Linked DNA regions of Homo sapiens: region 1 is linked to region 2. A link is a contact called in ENCODE Hi-C or POLR2A ChIA-PET data. All regions are on one chromosome and are shown on one strand. Each heading gives the region's core, a stretch centred on a gene start or an enhancer-like site at or near the end of the contact. The rest is flanking DNA. Distances are from core to core; before and after follow the strand shown. Region 1 overlaps FHOD3 (formin homology 2 domain containing 3). Region 2 holds the start of FHOD3 (formin homology 2 domain containing 3).

Evidence for each region. A loop is a pair of places that touch in the nucleus more often than their neighbours do. ChIA-PET counts read pairs that join two places held with the same protein, here RNA polymerase II (POLR2A). Pooled maps may share reads with other maps.
Region 1: a loop to region 2 is called in a map of Right ventricle myocardium inferior, with 4 times the contacts of the local background. The contact joins the enhancer-like site here to the promoter of FHOD3 in region 2. A Hi-C loop is called at or near these places in 3 of 168 maps with a recorded cell type or tissue (Right ventricle myocardium inferior, chondrocyte and mammary epithelial cell), 5 of 37 single-sample maps with no recorded cell type and 7 of 50 pooled maps. POLR2A ChIA-PET finds 5 or more read pairs at or near these places in 1 of 52 experiments (activated T-cell).

Annotation. Positions count from the first base shown.
Region 1 is chr18:36,624,388-36,631,495 of GRCh38, reverse strand. It overlaps FHOD3 (formin homology 2 domain containing 3), which reads right to left. Exons shown (of 29, transcript NM_001281740.3): 10 at 5,747-5,985. Among named protein-coding and RNA genes, the nearest start is that of TPGS2, 200 kb to the left of the region's middle. Within about 2 kb of position 2,080, at least 3 of the 41 ENCODE cell types and tissues checked have a DNase peak (open chromatin) inside an H3K27ac peak, as active enhancers do.
Region 2 is chr18:36,293,633-36,300,060 of GRCh38, reverse strand. FHOD3 (formin homology 2 domain containing 3) reads right to left here and starts at 2,348. Exons shown (of 29, transcript NM_001281740.3): 1 at 2,061-2,348. The coding sequence starts at 2,225. RefSeq lists silencers at 2,106-2,175, 2,296-2,585 and an enhancer at 2,525-3,502.

The sequences.
Region 1 (7,108 bases), core at 831-3,330, 330 kb before region 2:
TTGCACTATATGGTACAACTCTCTTCATTTTACATCACACAGTTGGCACCACATCTTTAAATCCTATCATTTTTATTTAAAAACATAAAGAGTTGCTATTTATTCAGTGCCTACTATGAGCCAATGGCCATATATAAATTGGCACATAGCTATTTTGGGAGAGCTGGGTTCTGAACTTGCCCTCCCATGCTTCAATACCTCCACATCCTATGCCCAAGACCACAGTGATTCTAAACACCCCTCTGGTGAGGATTTGTGGAGACTGAGTGCTTCCCACTCCTTAGGAGCGGTAGTCTGTTCTCTGCCAGGTGCAGGCTGAGCTTCCAGTGCTGGTCTCTGCACCCTGCCCCACAACAAACCCCTGCCAGACTTCTCCCTGCAGCTCAAGTGGGCTCTCCACTGCCGCATCAGTACTCCTGGCCTGGAGCCCACCTAAGCATGGTCTCTTTTGCTCCTGGAACCAGCTGAGGCTAGGCCACATCTTCTCTCTGCTGCTCAAGGGTCAAGTATGTCTGTAGGTCAGACTACTGTTCTCCTGACTACAAGCTCAAGGCTTGGCTACAACTCCTGACTCCCACAAGACCCATTTATATATCCTTATCACTTTGCATTTATTAGAATGAGGACTTCTGTGAAACATACATTAGTCAATTTTTCTGTAACCCTAGTGTAACTTACATGGAAAAAAATTAGCAATTCTTATATGTAACTTTTTTCCTTCTTGACCATCAGTTGAAAGTATCGGCAGCCAAGAGGAGAGTTGCCCACTGCTGCTTCTCAATGCAGATTCCTCAGCTCCACTTGAACATTTCTGGTGAGACTGTGCCAGGTTCCTCTTCCTCTGAACAGGTTCGTGAAGCCTGGATGTAGACTGTCACACCTCTCTTATATAATCATTGTTCTCTCTTGCCAACTTGTTTTATGCTGGTGTCACATTCCATTATGTCAATTTTTTGGAGTGATGGATGTGTATGAAGCCGATTAGAATTGGATTTGTTGGCATTTCAGTTACTGAGAGTAGCATGAGATTAAGTCAAGGCTTGGTCCCCTAAAAGTGTTCAAGCATATTTCCTGAGAATTTGAAGCGTGAAACTTTGCTAAACGGACTTAAAATCAAAAAAAAGACTCTACTGTAAACCATGTAGTAGCCCAGAGTAACCAGTCAGCTGTGAAAGACAATTCATATCTCATTTAAGGAATCTGTTTCCATGACATTTGTTTGTAAAATGCCAATGGATTTTTTTAAACTAGAAATATATTCTATAGATCTGTGTTTTAGCTGATTATATTCTCTGAAAAAGAGTCAATTTTGACCCATGCACATGAATATTTAAGGTAGGTGCACAGAGTTCCAAATGCTTCTAAGAAAACTACCCTTTCCAATAGCCAAAACACTCTCTATCTCAGCATCATGTGGATTACATAACCAACGATCTGCCTTCCCCTAAGGCAGAATTTCTCAGATTCAACACTACTGACATTTTAAAACAGATAATTATTTGTTTGGCAGGGGGCTATCCTGCACTAAGTAGAACAGCATTCCTGGACTCCACCCACTAGATGCCAGCAGCACCACCCCGTCCCAGTTATAACAACCAAAAATGTGTCCAGATGTCTCCTAGGTGGCAAAATCACCCCGGTCAAGAACCACTGCCCGAAGGGACCACTGGGACCAATCCCGGCCTGCACAGTCCAATCTTCCCTGGACTCATCACATAGTCCCCTCCCTCTCCATGTGTCCCTCAATCTGGCTTATCTCTTGCCCTTCTCCGACCCCTCAATCTTCCTCTGTGCCCTGGGAACTCATGATCAGCCATCAGCAAAGTCCCCTATAGTCTCTATCTCTTCATGGAATATTCCTTTGACTTCCTTGCTCTAACACCAAATCTAAGAATACTGTTCCCCATAGCCCTCACACATAACACAGTGGATTCTTCTCTCATATGCCACATACTCTCCTTTGCCAATTTCCCCCAACCTCCCTCAAGAAACCCAGACCCTTGGGACAGGGGTTGGCAAACTACAGCCTGTGGGCTACATCTGGCCTACCACCTGTTTTTATACGGCCTGTGAGCTAAGAGTGGTTTTCACATTTTTAATGGTTGAAAAAAAATCAAAAGAATAATATTTCATGACATGTAAAATTCAAATCTCAGTGTCTATAAATAAAATGTCACTGGAATGCAGCCATGCTCATGCCAGTACCAGTGGCTGATGGCTGTTGACGTGCTACAAAGGCAGAATTCAGTTGAGTAGTTGCAATAGAGACCGTCTGGTACTCCAAGTTTAACATGTTACTTGGCCCTTGACAGAGAAAGTTTGCAGACCCTGCTGCTGAGGCACGTGGCACTAGTCTGGACCCTCCACTCCCTAACCAGTTGTCAACATCCACTATCTGCCAGGTCACTCTTCCACGTATATTAAAATATACACATGACTGAAAGCTGCATGGCACAACTGTTAACATTAGTGACTAAATGAAGTTCAAAATTACTTCTATAGTTTGGAATGTTGTGTGGAAATCAGCAGGATGAAACTGAAAGTTCACGTGTTAAGTCCCATGCAGTGTTTGGTATCAGAAGGACTGACACACAGAGCAGGAAGCAGCCCTGTTTTTGTCAACAGAGGAAGAACCAGGATAAACAGAATAGTTCAAGGGCAGATGGGGTACCTCAGGAGAAAGAGCACCCATGCCTGGAAGTGTACCCCATCTCTTGGGAACTTGACAGAAAGGGCTCCTGCTTTGGGCTAAATTTTAAGAACTTTCTAGCACTAAGATTTTTTCCCCTTCCAATGAAATTTGTAAACTTTAAGTGCAAAGATGAAACTCATTATGACACACATGGTCCCATAAAGATGCTTTTAGTTGACCAATGACCAATAAACTTGTACCTTACTGGGCAAATGCTCAGTGTAGAGTTGTATTTCCTAAGAAACCAAAGCAAACAAATCTGAGTTCAAGCTCTTATTAGTCTTTATTAGAATTAAAGCACATAGCTGGCTTAAGTCTACAGGGAGACTAAGCATTTCTCTCCAAGTCTTTGAATTTTTGTATTTACCTCAAACAAAAAAATACCTACAAGGAATGTAAATCAAATTGTCTCTCTAATCATCTCGCTTGAAGAATATGTTTAGGAGTGGTTGGCTGGGATGTGGTTGACTGGGAAGGAGTCTGTATACTTTGGATATTAAGAGCCAAGGGCCCAGCCCTTGGTCATAGCCCTTAGTCCTGTGATTTGGAATAGGCACTTAGCCCCATCTGTTTTCTCACTTGTACAATGAGGTTAATAAAACCTGTCCTGTCTGAATCTTACAGAGGATGATCGTGAGAGTTAAATTCAAATGATGCAAAAGGACCATCTGAGTGGAGACTGCCCTATATTTTTTTAGAACAATATGAACCCCTTTCTAAAACATATTTCTCCCTTCTTTACAAAAGTTGGCATCACTTGGGTGACTGAGTTATAAAATCTAGCCCCAAATCCTTCATATGTGGCATCTGAAGGCATGTTGCTATAAGCTAGCGTTAGGTGCGGCCAGGGCGTTTGCAGGGATGAAGAGCAATGTGCATATATGTACATGAGGCAGCTTCTGTGTCTTTCAAGGTCTGCAGGGGACAGAACACAATGAGCCACTTGACTCTGAGGTACTGTTTGAGGCACAGATGTTGAGCAGGTGACTAAGCTATGCAGGAAGAAATCATTTCCCAATCAGCATTTCACCACTGCATTCCCACTATCGCACTCCCACCTCATCAAAATCATGCCGTCACTTTGGGGCCACAGGCAAAATCCCTCCAACAGGCTTCGTAAATGAAGTCACTTCATAATCATCAATCTAGATAGATAAAACATCACCTATCTTTACAAGCTGCAAAGTATATTTTGCTCAAATGCTACTAAATTAATGTTGAAGTAATAATTCCAGTAAAGTGAAATTCCAAAAAGAATGAAGCAAACAGCATTCAGAGTGGCATCTCTGGCCTCCTGTTTCAGATCCTACCGAGCCCAGCACTTCAAGACTGTGAACCGTGCCCAGGATGGTCCACTTCCGTATCATCATCCTTACCAGCCTATTGCAAAGCATTGTCACCTGAACTCACAACACAGGAATCCTCGAAAAGTGTAACAGCAAGAAACAGACAAGGAACAAACATGATGAAGCAGGAGAACACCAAGTACTACTGACAAGGTCCACCTAACTCCTACCCTCAGCATCTTCGGTGGCTTTATATACAGGCCTTTTTCAGAGGATTGTGTACAATTTCCTCAATTCTCTTCATGTTAACTTCTCAAGCCAGCTGGAAGAGAGCTTCGAGGGCTTTTTCTTTGAGAATTGGCTGAGTTTCTTTAAGATTCTAGATCACAAAATGCAATGCTCATGGTAAAGGTTCTCTTTCCTTAATATGTTTAGAAGTTTAGGTCTTCTTTTCACTAAAATAGAGCTGTACACAGACTCTCAGAAACATAAAAGCCTGTAGAGAGAGGGCATCTGGGGTTATGAGGTAGAAGAGGGGTGTCAACATAGACCATGGTTGCACATCTATCTCAAACCAGTCCCTCCTCCTCCTGGGATAACAGGTATCTGAAGGCATGGCCTGGGTCCTGCTCAAATGATTCCATGGGTATCAGATTGTTTGGGGCACCTCTTGGTGCTGGTGGGGTATTCCCTTAGAGATGGAGAGGAGGGATATATCTTGATCACTCTTTCTTAAGGTCATCCAACTTATTCTGAGTGATTTTCTTCCTCATAATGTAGCCTGGTGACCTAAATTTGACTCCCAGGAGGATCTCTATGATGAGGGAGGATGATCCAGCCAAGTGATATGAGCACTTCCTGCTTCCAGACTATCAGCAGCAGGATGGGAATGTGTTAGTCAGCCCCTGTGGATTTGGGTGGCAGAGACTGGAGCCTAAAGTCCCTCATCCCAGTGACCTCAGAGCATCCATTTGGGAAGATACAACTGGACCCAGACTCTGGAGCAGGCATGGCCAGCCTTTTGTTGTACCTCTATACTATAGAACCACTCTGGGTTTGGCAGATTTTGTCAAACTTTATACTTTAAATACATATAATATCTCATAGGATTGCCAATCATTCCATTTTTTTCTATCTACCATTCTCGGTCTTCCTCCCAGCCCAAACGTGAGGCTCAAAGGGACAGAGATCATACCTTTCTATTTATGTATCTTCATGGCTTCAAGTAGTCCTGGCCTCTAACAGACACTCAATAAAAATGTTTCAGACTAAATGATGGAATTAGTGTGTACTGAAATATATAGAGACAGCTATTTGGAAACTCATATGGGTTTTTTCTGTTTAACTTAAACCAACCCAGAGATATCCCTGTATTGTCAGGAGTATCGCGAGACTCTTCCAACCCCACATTCCTACAGTGGTTATTTCTAGGCCAAAGTTTTGTGTTTTGAAGTCTTTTCCATTTGATAAAACACAGCTTTTCTGAACAGATATTAACTGAGATAGTAAATAATATTTTTTAAAAACAGGTAGCTGAAAAACAGTTCCTGGGATTAGTAAGATGAAGTCTGTAAAAGTCGCCAGGGGCCACCCTGTGTGGGAAATCCACCGAGATGTTTGGCTGGTGGTTTAATGGTCAAGAAGAGGTAGGGAGCAATGCTGGGTGGGGGACAAAGTGGCCAGCAGGGAGGGGAGAGTGGCAGGCACCTGTGGGCTCTCTTTTGGATGGCATCCTTGCACCCCTCTCCACTGCCAAGTTAATGCTTACTTTTCACGCAGATCTCGCACTTGGTTGGGCTTGAAGCTGGGAGCTGACTGGGAGCAGGGACTGGTGGGGGCCGACAGGGTGCTCTTGATGCTCTGCACCGAGTGCCTGCGGCTCCTTCTGCGGTCCAGGCCCCGGTGCTCGCCTCCGCCACTGGAACACACGCTGGCCCTCCTCCGGTCCCGGCACCCACTGGGGGGTGGCTCCGTGGTCTCATCGCCATCCTCGTGCCTGAGCGCCACCTGGAAAAGCAGAGCACGCCCAGTGCAAGGTCAGGCTTGGCATCCTTTCACAGACCTCAGGTGTGACTGCATTTCAGGATTGCCCTAATAGGGATTTTTAACTCTGTCTTCGCAAACTGCACGCCTCAGCTTCCCTGCCAGGTCTTCACAACCACATGTGTCCAAGCCAAACACAGCCTGGGCACTGGAAGATGCCTGCCACTGTAGGTTCTTCCCATCAAACAGACACGAAGCGGGCAGCCAATATGACCAGTGAGTCTGAGAAATATTTTTGTAATCGGATAGGACCTAACTAACTCTGTACCCCAGCATTTCCATTTCCCGGGCCTTCACCATCTCCTTGCCCACCCGTGTCTCTTTTCTGCTCCATGAGCCTGAATCTCTCCTGAAGCCTAGTGGTGGCCGGTTCCCTATCAGTCTTGAGCTCGCTTTCCCAAAGAGGGTGCTCAGAAGTGGCCAGAGCCACAAGATCCAGGTGAATGGGAACTGGCCTCACCCATAAATCTTTCTAAGAGGACTAGTGCCACAGCAGGTACTGTTTAATTTCAAAATCTTGGCTGACAGCTGCTGCACTATCAGGCTATCACAGCAGCCTGGTTCAGGATTTGGAGTGGAGCCTGTAGTTTTACCAGAAGCTTGCAAACACAAGTCACAAAGATACACAACACAAAAAGACAACTCCTAGAATTAAGATTTGTTTTAAAGTTTCCTAAGAGTGACGCATATTTGTGCAGAAAAATAACTGGCTTGCACTTTGCCACTCCGGCTTACATGGGGAAATGTGAGCCAACTGGTCCCATACTCTTTCTTACCCTTTGCCTTTCTCCAAGGGATATTTTTAGCCCTGTGTCTAGGTGGCGCCCTCTGCAGAAGACCAGCTTTTCCATCTCTTAATCTCACTCTGTCCTGGATCTTACTTCATGGCTTTCTCACCTCCCATTAAAACTAACTGTCCTTCTGAGTAACTCTCCTCCACCTCTCTTCTAGCACCCAGCTCTGCTCCTTATCCATGATGACTCTTCGTAGCCAGGGACTCTATCTCTGGCCTCTAATTGTTATGCCTACGCCTACATTCTCTAAAACTGGACAGCAGAAAGAATACAAGTTTTGGTGTCAACTAGAC
Region 2 (6,428 bases), core at 1,099-3,598:
ATGCCAAGTGCTTGAAACTCCAGCTGTTTCTATCAAGGTGGATCATCCAATTTTAAGATTCTCTGATGGAAATTAGTATCATCTTAACAATATGAATGTATACCCAGGCACATAAATGCCCTGACTTCTGCTTTACAGAACCCTCATCAATAAAGTCGGTTGCTCACTCTGCTGTAGATGGGAAAAACAATGCCAGACATCTAAATATACTGCAGGGGTCTTCGGGCAAAAGATTCTGAGACTGAGGCTGGCTGGCCCCCAAAACAAAGGTCAAGGGTCTCTGTAGAACCACTTCTGGTTCTGTTCATTCCATAAGGGACACCTTAGAAAGTTCTGCAAGCCAGTGCAACTGCTCTGCTGGGGCTTCTAGTTGGGGGTGAGGAGGGGGGCAGTGGAGGAGCATCAGGATTTTCTCCTACCAGACCAGGATCAAGACTGTGGGGCTGTTCCATGGAAACATGAAAACATACTGCAGCTCCCAGCTTGAAAGGTCAACCCATGTATATAAGGTTTGAAATCCAAGGAAACCACTTCAAGGTCACAGGGCCACAATTATGAGCCTTTGGTGGTTTCAACAAAAGATCACTGTAATCAGAGACCGTAGTGGCCTGAATAATCATGATGTAGAAGAAGCTCTTTGAAAACTTTTCACTGAATCAACTAATTGAGAAGAACCAAATAATTTACAAAAGTGATTCTGATCAGCTGAATCCAGAATACATCACTCTGGATGATGACGACCCTCTGTCTCCCAATCAAATGTGCTTTTGTGGCCAGAGAGGTTTCCACGACTGTATCCGTCCTGAACCAACCAGGAGAGAATGAGATGGAAATGCCCCATTCCTTATTCCTGAAAACGTTACTAACTAAGTAGAGGAGGAAAGCACTGATACATTAATAGAGAGGAAACTACCACTGCTAAAGTCCACCAGTTTCCTCACACAACCAACCTCCTCCTCTACTTGCAAAGCAGGTCAACATCATACAGAAATCCGAGGTTTTTTTTTAAATCAATTTTGTTCTTTTGGGCATCAACGCTTATCTCTTCCAAATATGTGTTAATGTCGACCCTCAAGAAATAAATCATCTCCAAGCTTTGATATGAATCCTAGGCAGAAAAAATACTGGGAAGGTAATTTTGCAAGCTGCATTCAATCTGTCTAAGTGAGAGTAAGGGTTTTCCTAGGTAACGAAATGATTAGCTTTCAATACCCACCTCTTTGCAACAAATGCTTTGCAAGAGGCCTATCCTCCTGCAAAAGGTTTTATTTAAATAAAAATAACAAATAAAAAAAAAAAAACCTCTCTAACGGGTAGACTGAGCAGCCATTCTTCCCAGGGGACACTCATTTCGGGCTGCCAAGCTGAGGCTTTGTGAGCGCGCCGCCCCTCCGCGCCCCCGCCCCTCCTCCCACAGCGACTGCTCCTCCGAGGTTCCCAAGGCCACCTGCTTCTCAGAAGAAAAGGGGGATACCCTGAGCGCTATCGCAGTGTGCGGCCGGCGTCCCCGGCGGCGCCCCCGGGGGAAGGAGGAGGCGGTGTCGCCGGGAAGCGTGCTTTGTCGCGAGGGTCGCGTGGCCGCCCGCAGCGGCCCCAGAGGCCTGAGGGAGGTTTTGTCCCGGCCGTCGCTCAGAGCTCTCCTCTCCAAGGGACCTGAGTCTCGCGGCGCTCCGCTTCTTCCCGCGCCCCGCTTGGTGCCCGCCCGAGTGCCGAGGCCGACTGCCCGCGTCCTAGCCCCACCCCGCCCACCCGGCCGAGCTAACGGCGCGGCTCGGGGGAGCCTTCTCCATCCCGCCTCGGACCGGCTCGGCACCTGCTCTGCCACGCCCGCCCCCGGCTCTAGCTGTTCCTTCCCGCCCGCCCCGGAGGGTCCTGCGCCAACCAGCGGGTGCCTCGAGCCCTTCTGTCTAACGGGGAGGGGGATTTGCCCTCGAGCGATGGTCCCCCCGGGCCGCGCCCAGCCCAGCCCAGGGGGCCCACGAAGCCCCGGGACCCACCCCGGCGCGCACCGCGGCAGGGGGCTGAGTCCAGGGGGCCCAGCCCACCCCGCCGGGTCGTACCTTGTGCGGCGCCTGCAGCAGCCTATGGACCCCCGCCAGCTGGGTGCCGAGCGCGAGGTCCTCGCGGAACGTGAACAGCGGCGGCCGGCTGGGCTCGGGGAAGTTGGTGCTGTTGAAAGGGTCCGTGTCGTCCAAGAACTGCACCCGGCAAGCCAGCGTGGCCATGATGCATCCCTGCCGCGGGGGCGCGGGCCCCGGGGTTAGCGGGGCCGCGGGCCGGGACGCCCGGGTAGCTGCGCGCAGGGGAGGCCGCAGCCGCAGCTCGCTGGCTCGCGGACTCGCAGGCTCAGGCGCGCCGGGCTGCAGCCCGGGCTCCGGCCGCGGGGGGCGGGGCGGGGGCGGGGCCGGCGGGCCCCCTCCTTCCCCTCTCCCTCCGGCTCCTCCCCTCCTCCGGGTCCTCTACCCCCGGCCGGGCTGCCCCGAACGACCGGACCGCAGCCGGGAAAGTGCAAAGGAGACGGCTCGCGCGGCATCCGCAGCCCTGCGCCAAAGGCCGGCGGCGGAGGCGGGGCGGGGAGGCCGGGCGGCCGGACTCTGCTGCACGTGCGCCCCGCGGCCCAGGGCCGAGCTGCACCCCTCGGAGCCTGGAGGACCGAGTTGGGGAGTTGGGGGGTTGGGGGACGGGGAGACAGGCGGCCTTCTGACTTCTTCCCCACCCGGAGAAGGCTTAAGCCTTTCCAGATGAAGGCGGCGGCGGCCGGCTTCTGCTGCCCAGATTTGGAATACCCCGGCAGGGCACCAGGTGGCCAGGGAGCCGGCTTCGGCAGCAAGAGGGGTGGTGGCAGTGACCGGGAGCCCCACCTAAGGGTACGGGGAGGTTTCCCTTAGGGACAAAGAAGCTAAGAAAGAGGAGGGTGCGCCAGGGAACCCAGGCCGCTTTTAGGGCACAAGCCTAGAGTCGAGAGGCGTGGGGGCTGCGAGGCTTCGCTGCGGGACTCCAGCGCCGGGCCTGGACCCCGGGGCTCCCGGCGGATGCTGGTTAAACCTCTGCATCACCACGGCCTCTCCCCAGTTAGGCCGCCGAAAGCCCTAATTGGACCTTGTGGGGCCGCGGGGGCTTGGGGAGGTGGGAGCCCTTCTGGCAAGGTTCCCGAATTGCAGAGAGCCGGGGATGCCCTGGTAACCGAGGGACTGGGAAGGAAGGTTTGCGTCCTGCCCGCCCCTGCCAGGCGGGAGCGGCAAGACTCGGCGCTGCCTCCCACCGCTCTCCTCGCTGCTCACGGGCGACCCCCTTCGTTTTCAAGAAAAATTCACGGTTCTCCCTATTCCCAGGCCACAGCCAAGTTCCTGGTTCCTCCCCCCTTATATAGATCGCCCTCATAACACCCAGTCTCTCTTAACATCCGAGTGTTTTCAAGGCGACTCTATAACGCGTCTATCTCCCTTTCCTCTGGTTTCAAGGGAAAAGAAACCCTTATCCCTATTTAGCAGCCTCACCCACATCTTTAACCTCTCCCTCTCCGTGATCTCCCTCCCTGCCACACATACACACTTATGCCTGATCTTAAAATAATAATTCCACGACACTTCCGCTCCTTCCAGACGAACTTCTAGCTCTACTTTCTTTGTTATTTAACTCTTTGAATGAATCCTCTAGATTAGCCGTCCCCAATCTTTTTGGCACCAGGGACCGGTTTTGTGGAAGACGATTTTTCCACGGACAGTGGTGGGGTGGGGGTGGGGGGCGTTTGGGGGAGGAAGGGCAGATGGTTTCAGAATGAAACTGTTCCACCTCAGATCATCAAGAATTAGATTCTCATACGAGCGCGCTACCTAGATCCCTCGCATGCGCAGTTCAGAATAGGGCTCTCTCTGGCATGAGAATCTAATGCCTCCGCTGATCTGACAGGAGGCGGAGCTCAGGCGGTAATGCTCGCTCACTGGCCGCTCACCTGCTGTGTGGCCCGGTTCCTAACAGGCTACGGACCAGTACCGGTCTGCGGCCGCGGGGTTAGGGACCCCTGATCTAGACTGGATCTCCACCAACTTCCGCATCTCCTCACAGCCAGAATACTAAACGCACGAATTCTTCCCCTCTGAGATGGGCCGCCTGCACTTCCACCTTCACGTCCACCTCCCTCCTCACTGAGAGAGCCCTCCAGTCCTGGCCACCTCATTTCCTATCACTTTTCCAACCCGGATCCCAGCCCATCCTCTCAGGGGCCTCCTCTCCACACCCCTCCTTCAGTCCCACCTGTCCTTTGGGTACCTGGCTTGCTTCTGCCCCATCTACCAAGTGCCTGCTGCTAGTGGGACCACTCAGTGCCCCACTTCCACCCCAAAGCCCCTCAGCCTCTTACTCCACTGATGCTGCTGCAAGCTTCTGCCCCTTTCCTCGACTCAGAAATTAGTCAATAAGGTAAATAATTTCTCCAGAATGACTTCTAGCACCCTCTCCTCTTCATCTTTCATCTTATTTTCCATCTCCTCTCCATCTTCCATCTCCCACTTCTCAGAAGGTGACCAAAGTCATACTTTTCCTCCCATTCAAGGCTCTGCCCCCACCTGGACCCTGGGTCCCTTTCATCCCACTTGCTCTTGCCTGGGGCTCTATCACTGATCCACTCACTTCCACCTTCCTCCCCTGGCCCCTTACCCTGAGAACCAGGGCCTGCTTCCTGATGTGCAACTCTTGAAGCCACACAGGGCTCTGCACTTTAAAGGGTCCCAAATTGGTTTAATGTTTAGCTGTTGTTGTCTTGAATTTTTTAAATACTTTTTTAAGGAGTCCCGGCATTTTAGTTGTGCACTGGGCCCCATAAGTTATGTACTCAATCCTAATGAGAATAAATACTCAAGTGTTTTCCATCTTAAAAGCTGCATCTTTATGAAGCCCACTTCTCACTCTAGCTCCCTGGCTTATCTCATCATCACTTCCTAACCAACTTCTGAGAGAGAGCCATATTCATTTCTTAGCATCCTCATCACCTTTTCTCCATACCCCATGACATCTGGAAGGAAACCCCTTCCTGCCATTCTAAGATCATCAATGCCAGCCTAATTTTCTTACCTGGAGGACACCTTGGCCCTGCTACCCACTTTCTTGGCAGCATCTGTCACCATGGCACCATGGAAGATTCTTTTCTCAGACTCTTACCCCCTCAGCTCAATAGCTCTACCCACTGTAGGTTCTCCTCCTCCTTTGACAGCTCCTTCTCAAGTCTTTCTGGGCTTCATCCTCCTCTTGGTCCTGTTCACATTTCCTCTAGATTTTCCTGGCTTCAACCGTCCTCAACCTGCATGCATCCAACTCTATACTCACAGAGGAGTCCCTCTCCTCCCTTCTAGGCTCTGATTTTCACTGGGCAACTAAACATCCCTATCCTGGTTACCACATCATACTCAATTACACATTCAACCCAACACCCCAACCTGGCTGCCCATCCAGAAACTCTTCCACAAGGTTGCCGTCTGCCAGACTGCTTTACCTGCCTGTCTGCTGATTCCAATGCTCTCCAAGCCCTTGGAGCATAGAACACCAGAGCTATGGTTACTGTTAATTTATTGTCTGTGTTGTCACTAAAGAAAAAGCTCCTCTGGGCAACAACCATGCCATATTCAACTCTACGCCTACCACAGAGAAGACACACAATAAATGTCTAATGAATGTATCAACATCAAAGTCATCTTTGACTCCTGCATCTTGCGTTGGTCACTATGACTTGTTACTGAATCAGCCTCTAAAATATTTCTCAATTCTTCCCTTCTCTCTAGCCCTCACTTTCTATGCTAGTCTTCTAATGACTTCCCCAGACTTGCATCCTGCATTTGGTCTTCCACTGGCTTCCCCAGAGCCAGTGATCATTCTAAGATGTGTGTTTGACATATTACACCACAGGGTAAAATCCTTACATTCCAAACCCCTTAGCACAACTCACAAAGCCCTCTAAGACCTGCCTCAGTCTACCACTCCAGGCATATGGTTGGTCATTCCCAGCTTCACAGCCTGCTTTCAAGCCATGCCAAACTTATTACTCTTTCCCAGACATGCTGAGCTTTCTCATGGTGAGCATCTAAACCTAGAATGCTCTTGCCTATCTAGTCAGTCAGCTGAACCCACTTATCCTTCAATTCTCATTTCTAATGTCAACTCTTCTGGAGAGACATCTCCAACTCTACCCCAAACAAGGATTGTCTGTCTTTCTTCTGTGGTCTCAAATTACATATGCCCTTACTGTAGCACTTTTCATGTTACATTGTAAATGTATGCTTGTATATGCCTACTCCACTAACTATAAGATTTTCAGGATTGGAATTTGCCTTATTAAATTTTAATCTGAAAACTTCAGTGACTGGCACCTAAAATGAAACCTTCAGACTTTTTAATTATATAGGCTATCCTTAATTCTTTTAAGGATTTTTGCCTTG